Linked DNA regions of Homo sapiens: region 1 is linked to region 2. A link is an interaction called in ENCODE POLR2A ChIA-PET data of the cell type or tissue named here. Cell type or tissue: A673. All regions are shown on one strand. Each heading gives the region's core, and the rest is flanking DNA. Links, peaks and the distances in the headings are about the cores only. Region 1 overlaps MCRIP1 (MAPK regulated corepressor interacting protein 1). Region 2 has its middle 6.4 kb from the start of LINC01971.

Region 1 (5,362 bases), core at 256-5,255, 330 kb after region 2:
AGCAGATAGTGACTTGTGCGTGCACGCCAACACTACACAGCAGATAGTGACATGTGCGTGCACGCCAACACTACACAGCAGATAGTGACTTGTGTGTGCACGCCACTACACAGCATAGTGACTTGTGTGTGCACGCCAACACTACACGGCAGATAGTGACTTGTGTGTGCACGCCAACACTACACGGCAGATAGTGACTTGTGTGTGCACGCCAACACTACACGGCAGATAGTGACTTGTGTGTGCACGCCAACACTACACGGCAGATAGTGACTTGTGTGTGCACGCCAACACTACACGGCAGATAGTGACTTGTGTGTGCACGCCAACACTACACGGCAGATAGTGACTTGTGTGTGCACGCCAACACTACACGGCAGATAGTGACTTGTGTGTGCACGCCAACACTACACGGCAGATAGTGACTTGTGTGTGCACGCCAACACTACACGGCAGATAGTGACTTGTGTGTGCACGCCAACACTACACGGCAGATAGTGACTTGTGTGTGCACGCCAACAGTACACAGCAGATAGTGACATATGTGTGCACGCCAACACTACACAGCAGATAGTGATGTGTGTGCACACCAACACTACACAGCAGATAGTGACATGCGCGTGCACGCCAACACTACACAGCAGGTAGTGACATGTGTGTGCACACCAACAGTACACAGCAGATAGTGACATGCGCGTGCACACCAACACTACACAGCAGATAGTGATGTGTGTGCACACCAACAGTACACAGCAGATTGTGATGTGTGTATGCACACCAACGGTACAACACGCAACAGTTGCAGTTGCCTCATTTCCCCAAGTCGCCCTCACTGCAGAAAGGGGAGTGTCTCCAGCTGCTTAGTCCAGCAGCCTCCAGGATTGGGTGAGGGTCGGAGGGCCCTGGTGCCCTGCATGGACAAGGCAGTGGCAGCAGGGCTGAAGGACAGGCTGGGGTGGGAGGACCGCAACCCTCTGGGATCGGGCCCCACGGTCAGCTCCCGCAGCCCAGGGGAGAGGTGCCCACTCTAGCAGCCCTTTATGTGCTCCTCAAGCTGAAAGTAGAGACCCCGCTTTGTGACTACAGTGAGTTCTCACACCATTAGGCGAACGGCTGGGGTAAGACCACCCTGTGGCCCCTGCAGAGCTGACCTCACTGGGTGGTCCACCGAAGAGGGGATGGGAGGGCAAGTTTGCTTCAGGGTCAGAGGTCCGGTCCCGGTGGGTGCACCTCCCCAGCCCTCAGGTAGGTTAGGCCCCCTCTCCCGCGTCCCCTCCCCCTCCTCACCCCAATCCCCTCCCCCTCCTCACCCCAATCCCCATCCCCCACGCGGTGCATCGGGTGAAGGGGTGGGGCCTCCAGCAACACCGTGGGCTCAGCGCTCCCCACAGACTCCTACCCTCCTGCCCAGCATGTGCCTGGCCAGGCCGGCCCCCTCCTCTGAAGGGTTCTTGGCAGAAAGATCTCCAAATTGAAGGTTTCTGGTGGCAGGCCCAGGTGCTGGGGCCATACCTGGGGGAGCTCCACCCCCCGGCTGTAGGTAGGCAAGGCCCGGATTCCAGGGCCCAGTGTAAGATGACCCAGGTGAGCCCAAATCAGGTCCATCTCTTAACACAAGGAGCTCCCTCGGCACCTCCTGTGTGCTACACAGGGGTCCCAGCACCCATGCAGGGGAGAGGCCTTTGGATCACCACAGCCCACACTCTGTACAGAGGGATAAACTACTGCTTTGCCTGTAGAGTAGCCATTCTTTTATTTATTTTTTTCTTTTTCTTTTTTTTTTTTTTTTTTTTGAGACGGAGTCTTGCTCTGTTGCCCAGGACGGAGTGCAGTGGCGCAATCTCAGCTCACTGCAACCTCCGCCTCCCGGGTTCAAGTGATTCTCCTGCCTCAGCTTCCCGAGTAGCTGGGATTATAGGTGCCTGCCACCACACCCAGCTAATTTTTATGTTTTTAGTAGAGACGGGGTTTCACCGTGTTAGCCAGGATAGTCTCAATCTCCTGACCTTGTGATCCACCCGCCTCAGCCTCCCAAAGCGATGGAATCACAGGCGTGAACCACCGCACCCGGCTCTAACTTTTCTATTTTTAGTAGAAATGGGGTTTCACCATATTGGCCAGGTTGGTCTCAAACTCCTGACCTTGTGATCCGCCCGCCTCAGCCTCCCAAAGTGCTGGAATTACAGGCGTGAACCACCGCACCTGGCCCCTTTTCTTTAATAAATTTGCTTAAAAAAAAAAAAGAACCCAAAGGCTGGGCACGGTGGCTTACGCCTGTAATCCCAGCACTTTGGGAGGCCGAGGAGGGTGGATCACAAGGTCAGGAGAATGGCTAACACGGTGAAACCCTGTCTCTACTAAAAATACAAAAAGTCAGCCGGGCATGGTGGCGCTCGCCTGTAGTCTCAGCTACTCGGGAGGTTGAGGCAGGAGAATCGCTTGAACCCAGGAGGTGGAGGTTGCAGTAAGCCAAGCTCACACCATTGCACTCCAGCCTGGGTGACAGAGCAAGACTCCGTCTCAAAAACAAACAAACAAACAAACAAAAACACCAAAAACCAGAAAACCCAGAGGGGTAAATTGAGGCAGGCTGGCCGTGTGCCAGGCCCCAGACTGCAGAGCCCAGACTCCCCACCGAAGGCTGAGGGTCGCGCTTGCTGTGTGAGGCTCAGCACCTTGTCAAGTGCACCCACACGGTGACTCGTGGGGGTAGCAGCACCAAGCACTGCGCCACCCATGATGTAGTCATCACCACCTGAAGAAACCAAGGCTGACTCCAACCTGCTCACAGCCACGGTGTAGCAATGGCCTGGCCAGGGCTCAAGCCCACCCCTCCTCCTCCTGGGAATCTGGGAACCCCATGTTTGAGTGGGCCCCCCACTGCAGGACCTCTGCTGGCCCTTGCAGCTACCACTGTACAGAAGGTGCACAGGGCAGGGCCTTGTCCCCAAGAGGCTCGGTGAGTGGAAGGCACATGGCATGAGGACCGCTGTGAGCCGCCCGCCCCTCATCCCCGTGGTGGTGTTCCCCAGGCTGCATCGGCTCAACAGGGGGAGGCAGCCTGGGTCACCCTAGCCTGGTGGGCACTCGAAACGCTCCTCGAAGGACTCACAGGCCCCATGGGGGCCAGGTAAGGCCGTGTGTTTACAGGGAGTTGGCTCGGGGCTGGGTACTGCTGTGCACACTGGCTGCCAGGCGGCAGCTGGGCTGGTTTATTACTGGAACACCCTCCCCTGCTCCTCCTCCCCGGGGAGGCCAGCCCTGCGCCAGCATCTCCTGCACCAGCCCACCCACCAGGAGGCGCCTGTGGGGCCACTCTTCTGGGAAAGCGTGTTCCTGGAATAAATTCTGGTTTCGCTTCCAACAGGAACAGGAATAGAGCTCCCTGTCTGGCCTGCCAGGGCAGCTTGCAGGTTTGAAGGTCAAGTGCACGTGGCTCTCTCCTGGGCCCAGCGGCACCCCCTTCTTCTGGACAGGGGAGGAGCCAGCTCCTAGAGGGGCCACAGTGCCCCAGAGGGTGGGTTCAGGGTGGTGCCTACTACCTCTGCGGCCCCCTGGGCAGCCCCTGTGGCAGAACAAGGGTAGTGATATCAGGCAGCCCAGCCTCTCCCTCCAGAATGCCCTCCCTGCCACCACCTGCCCTAGGAGACCTGAGCACGCCCAGTGGCTTAGACTGAGAATTTCTGGGCTTGAGAAGCCTTCGCCATGATCTGGGGTTTCCAGCCCTGCCCGGGAGCTGGCTGTGCATGTGTGCCGCAGGGGCAGAGGCCTGACAGACCACCAAGAGGCCACGCCCAGTGCCGCCGCCTTTATTCACAGACCCTCGAGCTCCACAGCCACACAGACACTTAGCTTTCAGAGGGCACAGGAAGGAAAAGGGACCTGGTGACCCTCCCAGCACACCCCAGAGCCAAGACAGACCCAGCAGCAGCACCTCAGGGTCAGCCTGGGTGCCCCTGCCCAGGGGCCACTGTGACCGCAGACACCAGGAGGCCAGGCCTGGTTGCTGGGGACCCCCTTGGGGGGCCCGGCAGTATCCTAGGCCCAAAGAGCTGGTGCCATCTTGAAGCTGATTCAGGGAAGAGGCCAGGCTGGACGGTAGGGGTAGGTGTGAGAAGCTCCCCAGCGTGTCCAGGCCACGGGAGCAGCAAGGGTCTGCGGGGAGCCCAGGCTGGATGGGGTGGGGCTGCCCTTGTCCTGTATCCTGACCACTTCAAGGACAAAACCAGCCCAGTCCCAGCAGCCTGGGAGGCAGCAGAGGCTCCTTCTTCTCCCCTCCTGATCCTGCAGTGGCCAGGGGCAGGAGGGTGAGGGGAGAGGAGAGAGGTCAGGTCAGGGCCCCTGGGGGCCAGGCAGCTTCAAAAATGCAGCCAGGTGGCTGGGGGAGGGCAGGAGGGTGGGCAGGGCCCAGACCCCCATGATGGGGGCAGCCTGAGACCCCCAAGGATGAAGGAAGGGGGCTTGGGAAGGAGAGGCAGGCCTCAGCCGTCAGTCACGCCAGTGCTGGGATCTGCAGCCCGCTGGAGCAAGGCACCCCCATCCCAGGGGCAGGACCACAGGACAGGAGGGAACCGACACCTCGCACCCTGATCTTCCGGAGGCCGGGGAGGGGCACCGGGCGCTCTAGGACTTCTTGGCATCCTGCGTGCTCCGGCGCTTCAGGTCACTCAGGTCGATGGGCTTGAAGGCTGCCAGGGGACAACGCGGTAGGTGGTGGGCACAGGCCCCTCCTGCCCATGAGGCCCGGCCTGCCGGCCCAGCCCTGCCCCCAGGTCAGCCCCCACTCACTCTTCAGGCTGGGGTTAGGGACCTTCTCCACATACTCCTCCACCAGGCCCCGCTCGCCACCCGGCACCTGGCCTCGCAGGTCTCGCTCCACACCCTGCCAGGCTGCAGAGGCAGAGAGTGGTGTGCTCAGGGCCCCCTGCCCCAGGGGGTGGCATCCACGTCACGAGAGTGCCTGCCCTCAGCTCCTGCCCTCCCAGATCCTCTTCTCCCTCAGAAGTGTCCTCCATGCTCCCCCACAGCCCTCTGCCCACCCCAGCCTCACTCACCTGCAGACCCCGTCCCCGCTCCTCTGGCAGGCCTGTCCCTTCCCCGCAAGATGACCAGGACTGTGGTCAGAGGGACCCCTATGACCCTACCCCAGGCTTCCCTGCGCCTCGGAGGCAGCGCATCCTCCTCAGCTAGGCCTCTATCTTTCCCACCTCATCCACGCACCTCCCCGGCCCCAGCACACGGCACACTCCCCTAATCCCAGACAACCACCTCCCGGCCACTTCTGCAACACGCCCGTTCATGGCTGGATGCGTGCCTGTCTGTCTTCAAAGGCCCCTCCCTTTCCCCAGCAAACTCCTCCAGT
Region 2 (5,362 bases), core at 307-5,306:
CACACTGCTTCCGAAATTACAGCTATAAATTTTAAAAAAATTTTTTTTTCAAGGCAGGGTCTTGCTCTGTGGCCCAGGCTGGAGTGCATTTGCACCACCATGGCTCATGGCAGACTCAACCTCCCTGGCTCAAGCCACGCTCCCACCTCAGCCTCCCAAGTGGCTGGGACTACAGACACATGCCACCACACCTGGCTAAATTTTTTTTTTTTTTTTTTTGAGACAGAGTCTCACTCTGTCACTCAGGCTGGAGTGCAGTGGCGCAAACTCTGCTCACGGCAAGCTCCGCCTCCCGAGTTCACGCCATTCTCCTGTCTCAGCCTCCCGAATAGATGGGACTACAGGTGCCCGCCACCACGCCCAGCTAATTTTCGTATTTTTAGTAGAGATGGGGTTTCACCGTGTTGGCCAGGATGATCTCGATCTCCTGACCTCATGATCCACCCGCCTCGGCCTCCCAAAGTGCTGGGATTACAGGCGTGAGCCACCACGCCCGGCCTAGTTTGGGCAAGTTACATTTTTTTTTTCTTTTTTGAGGCTGAGTCTTGCTCTGTTGCCCAGGCTAGAGTGCAGTGGTGTGATCTTGGCTCACTGCAACCTCCACCTCTCGAGTTCAAGGGATTCTCCTGCCTCAGCCTCCCAAGTAGCTGGGATTACAGGCACCCACTATCACACCTGGCTAATTTTCTTATATTTTTAGTAGAGACAGGGTTTCACCATGTTGGCCAGGCTGGTTTCGAACTCCTGACCTCAAGTGATCGGCCCGCTTCGGCCTCCCAAAGTGCTGGGATTATGTGGGCATGAGCCACCATGCCTGGCCCATAATTTTTTAAACTGTGATACATTTTGCCATTTTAACCATTTTTAAGTGTACACTTCAAAGGCATTGAGTACATTTACCATGTTGTGAGACTCTCAACACTATCCGTCTGCAGAACTTTTTTGTCATTCCAGAGACTATCCATTAAGCACCAACTTCCTTTTCCCTCTCTCCCCAGCCCCTGGCCTTGCCCTCTCCCCCCAACCCCTGGCAACCTCTTACCTACTTTCTGTTTCTGTACTTGCCTATTCTAGATGTTTTATAAGTGGAATCAGACAGACGTTGTCCTTTGTGACTGGCTCATGTCACTTAGCATAATGTTTTCAGGCCATCTGTGCGTGGTGTGCGTCAGAATTTCCTTCCTTTTTAACGTTAAATCATAGTCCATTGTATGGAGGGACCACATTTGTTTCTCTATTCATTTATGGATGGAAACGTGGGTTGTTTCCACCTTTTCTCTGTGGTGAGTATCGTTGTGGTCAACATTTGGAATAACTCGTGTTGAGCACACTGTTCGTGTTCCTGCCCCTAGTTCTCTGGGTGTGTGGCTGCGCGGAACTGCTGGGTAATTCTACCCTTCGCTCTTTGAGAACCGCTAATGTGTTTTTCACGGCGCATGCATTGTATGAGAGCTCCAGTTTCTCCACATCCTCACCAACGCTTACTGTTTTTATTATTGTTCTTGTTATACAGCTTTCATTTTTATAAAAAGCAATTTTTTTTTTTGAGACGGAGTCTCACACTGTCACCCAGGCTGGAGTGCAGTGGCACGATCTCGGCTCACTGCAATCTCCGCCTCCCAGGTGAAAGCGATTCTCCTGCCTCAGCCTCCCAAGTAACTGGGATCACAGGCACCCGCAACCACGCCTGGCTAATTTTTTGTATTTTTAGTAGAGGTGGGGTTTCACCGTGTTAGCCAGCATGGTCTCAATCCCCTGACCTCGTGATCCGCTCACTTCAGACTCCTAAAGTGCTGGGATTACAGGCGTGAGCCACAGCCCCCGGCCCAAAAGCAGTATTTTCGTACAAACAATATACTAACGCTAACTGAAATAATTAACAAATTACAGATTAAAAAAAAATTTTTTTTTCTTTTTTTGAGACAGGGTCACTCTGTCGCCCAGGCTGGAGTGCAGTGGCACCATCTCGGCTCACTGCAACCTCTGTCTTGCCCAGGCTCAAGTGATTCTCCTGCTTCAGCCTCCCGAGTAGCTGAGATTACAGGCGTGCACCAGCACGCCCACCCGGCTAATTTTTTTTTTCTTTTTTTTTTTTGTAATTTCAGTAGAGACGAGGTTTCACCGTGTTGGCCAGGATGGTCTCGAACTCCTGCCTGGGGTGCTGGGATTACAGCCGTGAGCCACTGTGCCCAGTCAAAATATTTTTTATTTACCTCCAACCCCACCACCTAGAGATGACCACTGCTCATTTTTGTTGATGGTATTTGGCAACAGGCTTGTCTGCTTTCTAAGCACTGTTGTTTTGTTTAGAGACAGGGTCTCCGCTCTGTGGCCCAGGCTAGAGCGCAGCGGTGCAATCACGGCTCACTGTAGCCTCCACCTCCCAAGCTCAAGCGATCCTCCCGCCTCGGCCTCCCAAGTGGCTGGGACCACAGGCGCGGGCCCCCTCCAGCCAAGCATTGTTTTTCTGACCCGCAGGATGGGAGCAGGGAGAGCGTGGCTGGCCGGGGGTCCACCGGGAGGCCCTGCGAAGGGCAGGCCCCGGCCAGGCGGGGCGCGGCTCCACGTCTCAGCCGGCGCTTCTGCGCACGGGCTCACTACTGGGGGCGGCCGGGATCACGGACTCGCTGGCCTCGTCTCCGGAGCGGAGGCGGGCAGCTTGAAGGAGCGACCCCGTGGGCCGGCGCATCCCTCCCCAGGCCCCGAGACCCGGCGGGAGACGGACCCTCCCCATGCCTCGCCGCGGAGGCCCGCGCCGAGCCAGGAGCCGCGCATCCATTGGCCGAGAGCGCGGCCGCCCGGGCCAATCACAGGGCGGCCCCGGCGCCCCCGGGCGCGCCGTGGGGACAGAGTCAGGCGCGTGCGCACTCGGCCCTCCCCGGCGGCCTCCAGGCGGGACGCGGCGTCGGCGCCTGAAGTTGGGGCTCCGTCCTGCCTCCCTGCGGGCCGGGAAAAGGGTCTCGCACGTGCGCCCCCCGCGGTCCGCGATCCCCAGCCGTCGGCCTAGCCCCAGGCGGGTCGATCCCGCTGTCCCCAGCCCCGGACCAGCCTCCTCCAGCTGCCGGGTGGAGAGGCTGGGGGGCTTTTCCCGAGGTCGGCGGCGAGGCTGAGAGCCCCGGCCCCGCCGCGCCCGAGGAGACAGCCCTTCGCGGGCTCTAAAGGCCCCGGGGCCTCCGGGATGTTCCGGGGCCGAGTTGTGCCTGTTGCCGTTTCCGGCGCCCGGGGCCTCCGGGATGTTCCGGGGCCGAGTTGTGCCTGTTGCCGTTTCCGGCGCCGCTGCCCTCGGGCACCGTCCCCTCTGGCCCTGCCTTGGTCTGGGAGGGGTCGCTAAGGGGGCGGAGGGCGCTCCTAGGGGGCCCTGCGGATCTCCTGGCCTCGGCCCCCCCGGGTGGCCAGAGCGGGGCTCTGCACAAAGGCCTCAGGTAGCCGCGGCCTCGGTTCCGAGAAAGCCCCTCGCACTGACCGGGCCTCAGCTGACCCGGGCAGCCTACTGACCCGACCCTGACGCCCGGGCCCTCCAGGCCTGTCAGAGCCTCCAGGAAAGGAAATGGGCTGCGGGGCGCAGCGAGGCTGGACAGCGGGCGCTGGCCCAGGACTCCCCTTGCCCAGAGGAGAAAATGGAGGCTGAGCCTCCGGAGAGCCCAGCTCGATGCCAGGAGCACTTTGCAGAGGGACACGGATGGGGGCTGGCAGCACTTCACCCCTGTGCGGTAACGGAGTAACCGGAGCGCACTGAAGTCAGCAGCACCCCCACCCACCCACCAAGGCCACCGCCACCTCCCACCATCCCGACCGTCCTTTGCTCCCTCAACCCTTGTTGCTGTGGGGCTTGGGGATATGTTGGATTCTCACTGGCCCGGAACTTTGCTCCCCGAGGGCCGCCTGGCTGTAGAGCAGAACCCCCAAGTCCTGGAGAGAAGGGCAGAGGCCGGCCGACCAGGAGCTCTGCAGAGGAGCAAACTCTGGCCTGCGGACCCAGGGCTCTCACCGGCATGTAAACCTCTGTGGTTCACGAGGCTTGGCGCACCATGCTCTCTGCAAACTGGGCCTCATACCACCTGTCTGCCCTGCACCTGGAGAACTGACAGCCTACCCGCCCAGCACTGGCAGCAGAAGCTAAAGCATTCCTGGAACCCACAGGCCCCCAGCTAGCCTGACCCCCTGCCCCAGCCCCCCACGGCCCTGGCCTGGCCTCCCTGCAGCTCCCGGAATGCACCCAGGCTGTGCTGGCCCCAGGGCCTCTGCGTGCCCATCCCTCTGAGGGCTGCTCTTCTTCTTGCTCTAGGCGCCTCCATCTTCTCCCACAAATCTTTGCTCACGTGTCTTCTCAGACAGCCCCCACACCCCTGTCTAAATGTTCAGTCCCCCTCCCCCGCTCCTCGGCCCCCTCAAGCCCAATTCTTGCTTGGGTTCTGGTAGCTGGTGCCCCCTTCCCTGCTGCTGCGGACCTGAGCTCTTTCTGCCCCTCTGTTTCCTGCTGCATCCTGCCTGGCTCCCAGGAGGCCTCTCTCAGCATTTTCTGACAACAAAGCCGGGGCTGCAGATCCCTGGTGAGATTCCAGGCTAGCATCAGCACTCCTCTCCCGCACGCACCACAGCTAAAGCACACAAGGGCACCGCTGAACGCCACCACTCCCAGCTGCCAGAGTGCCGCATCCGTCGGCAAGGAAAATGGGGACCCTTCCATAGAAAACAGGCAAAGACTGAACAGACATTCACAATGGCCCCAAACAAATGGAAAGAAGCTCACGCCCTCCAAAAACCAAAGAAATGCAAATTCACACAGCCAGGAAATGTCATTTCTCACCTTCCAAACTGGCAAACGTGGACCAGGGTGGTCCTGGGTGTTGGTGGGGATGCTGGCAAGGTGCTCTCAGGGAGGGAGGGCACAGCCCTGGGGGGCCATCTGAGCCTGTGGGGCACCTGTTCATGCTAAGGAATCAGGAGCCACGGCCCCCTGGGGACCCCATTAGCCTCGCTGTGGCCAGGCCAGGAGAAGCCCCTCAGTGTGAGGACACAGGAGCACTCAGCCCCAGGCAGACCCACAACCTGTTCCAGGGCCAGGACTGTTCCTTCCTGCCCCTAGCTCCTTCCCTGTCTCTCTGTCCCAGTGCAGTTAATACTGGATGTTTCTGAGTCACCAGCTGGAGGGAGTGTGGCCCTTCAGCCTGGTCAGGGGCCCCCCAGTTGGGGTGGGTGGCTTGGCTCATGACCTCGGTGGAGGGGCCCCTGGGCACCCTGCTGGTGGCAGGAGGAAGCCAGAGTGGCCCCAGAAACACTCCTTGAAGAGCCAATAAATCACAAGCCCCCTCTGCCTACCCCCTCCACATCGCCGCCTGACGTTTTTTATATTGATGCATTA

What was found. Peaks named below come from ENCODE experiments on the same cell type or tissue, not always from the same donor. Only the 100,000 strongest peaks of a DNase experiment are listed, where the experiment ranks them.
Region 1: POLR2A ChIA-PET joins it to region 2 with 8 read pairs; 2 of 35 experiments call an interaction of 5 or more read pairs at or near these places.

Annotation. Positions count from the first base shown.
Region 1 is chr17:81,818,624-81,823,985 of GRCh38, forward strand. It overlaps MCRIP1 (MAPK regulated corepressor interacting protein 1), which reads right to left. Exons shown (of 5, transcript NM_207368.5): 4 at 4,789-4,890; 5 at 3,738-4,688. The coding sequence ends at 4,624. Among named protein-coding and RNA genes, the nearest start is that of MCRIP1, 12 kb to the right of the region's middle. RefSeq lists an enhancer at 3,170-3,464. In A673, for the core only: a CTCF peak has its summit at 3,287 (motif pointing right); a DNase peak (open chromatin) is centred at 3,268; H3K27ac peaks cover 1,183 bases.
Region 2 is chr17:81,485,214-81,490,575 of GRCh38, forward strand. No RefSeq gene overlaps it. Among named protein-coding and RNA genes, the nearest start is that of LINC01971, 6.4 kb to the left of the region's middle. RefSeq lists a silencer at 2,706-2,985 and enhancers at 3,308-4,028, 4,750-5,362. In A673, for the core only: no CTCF peak of the experiment used is centred there; DNase peaks (open chromatin) are centred at 2,828 and 4,548; H3K4me3 peaks cover 1,261 bases; H3K27ac peaks cover 3,762 bases.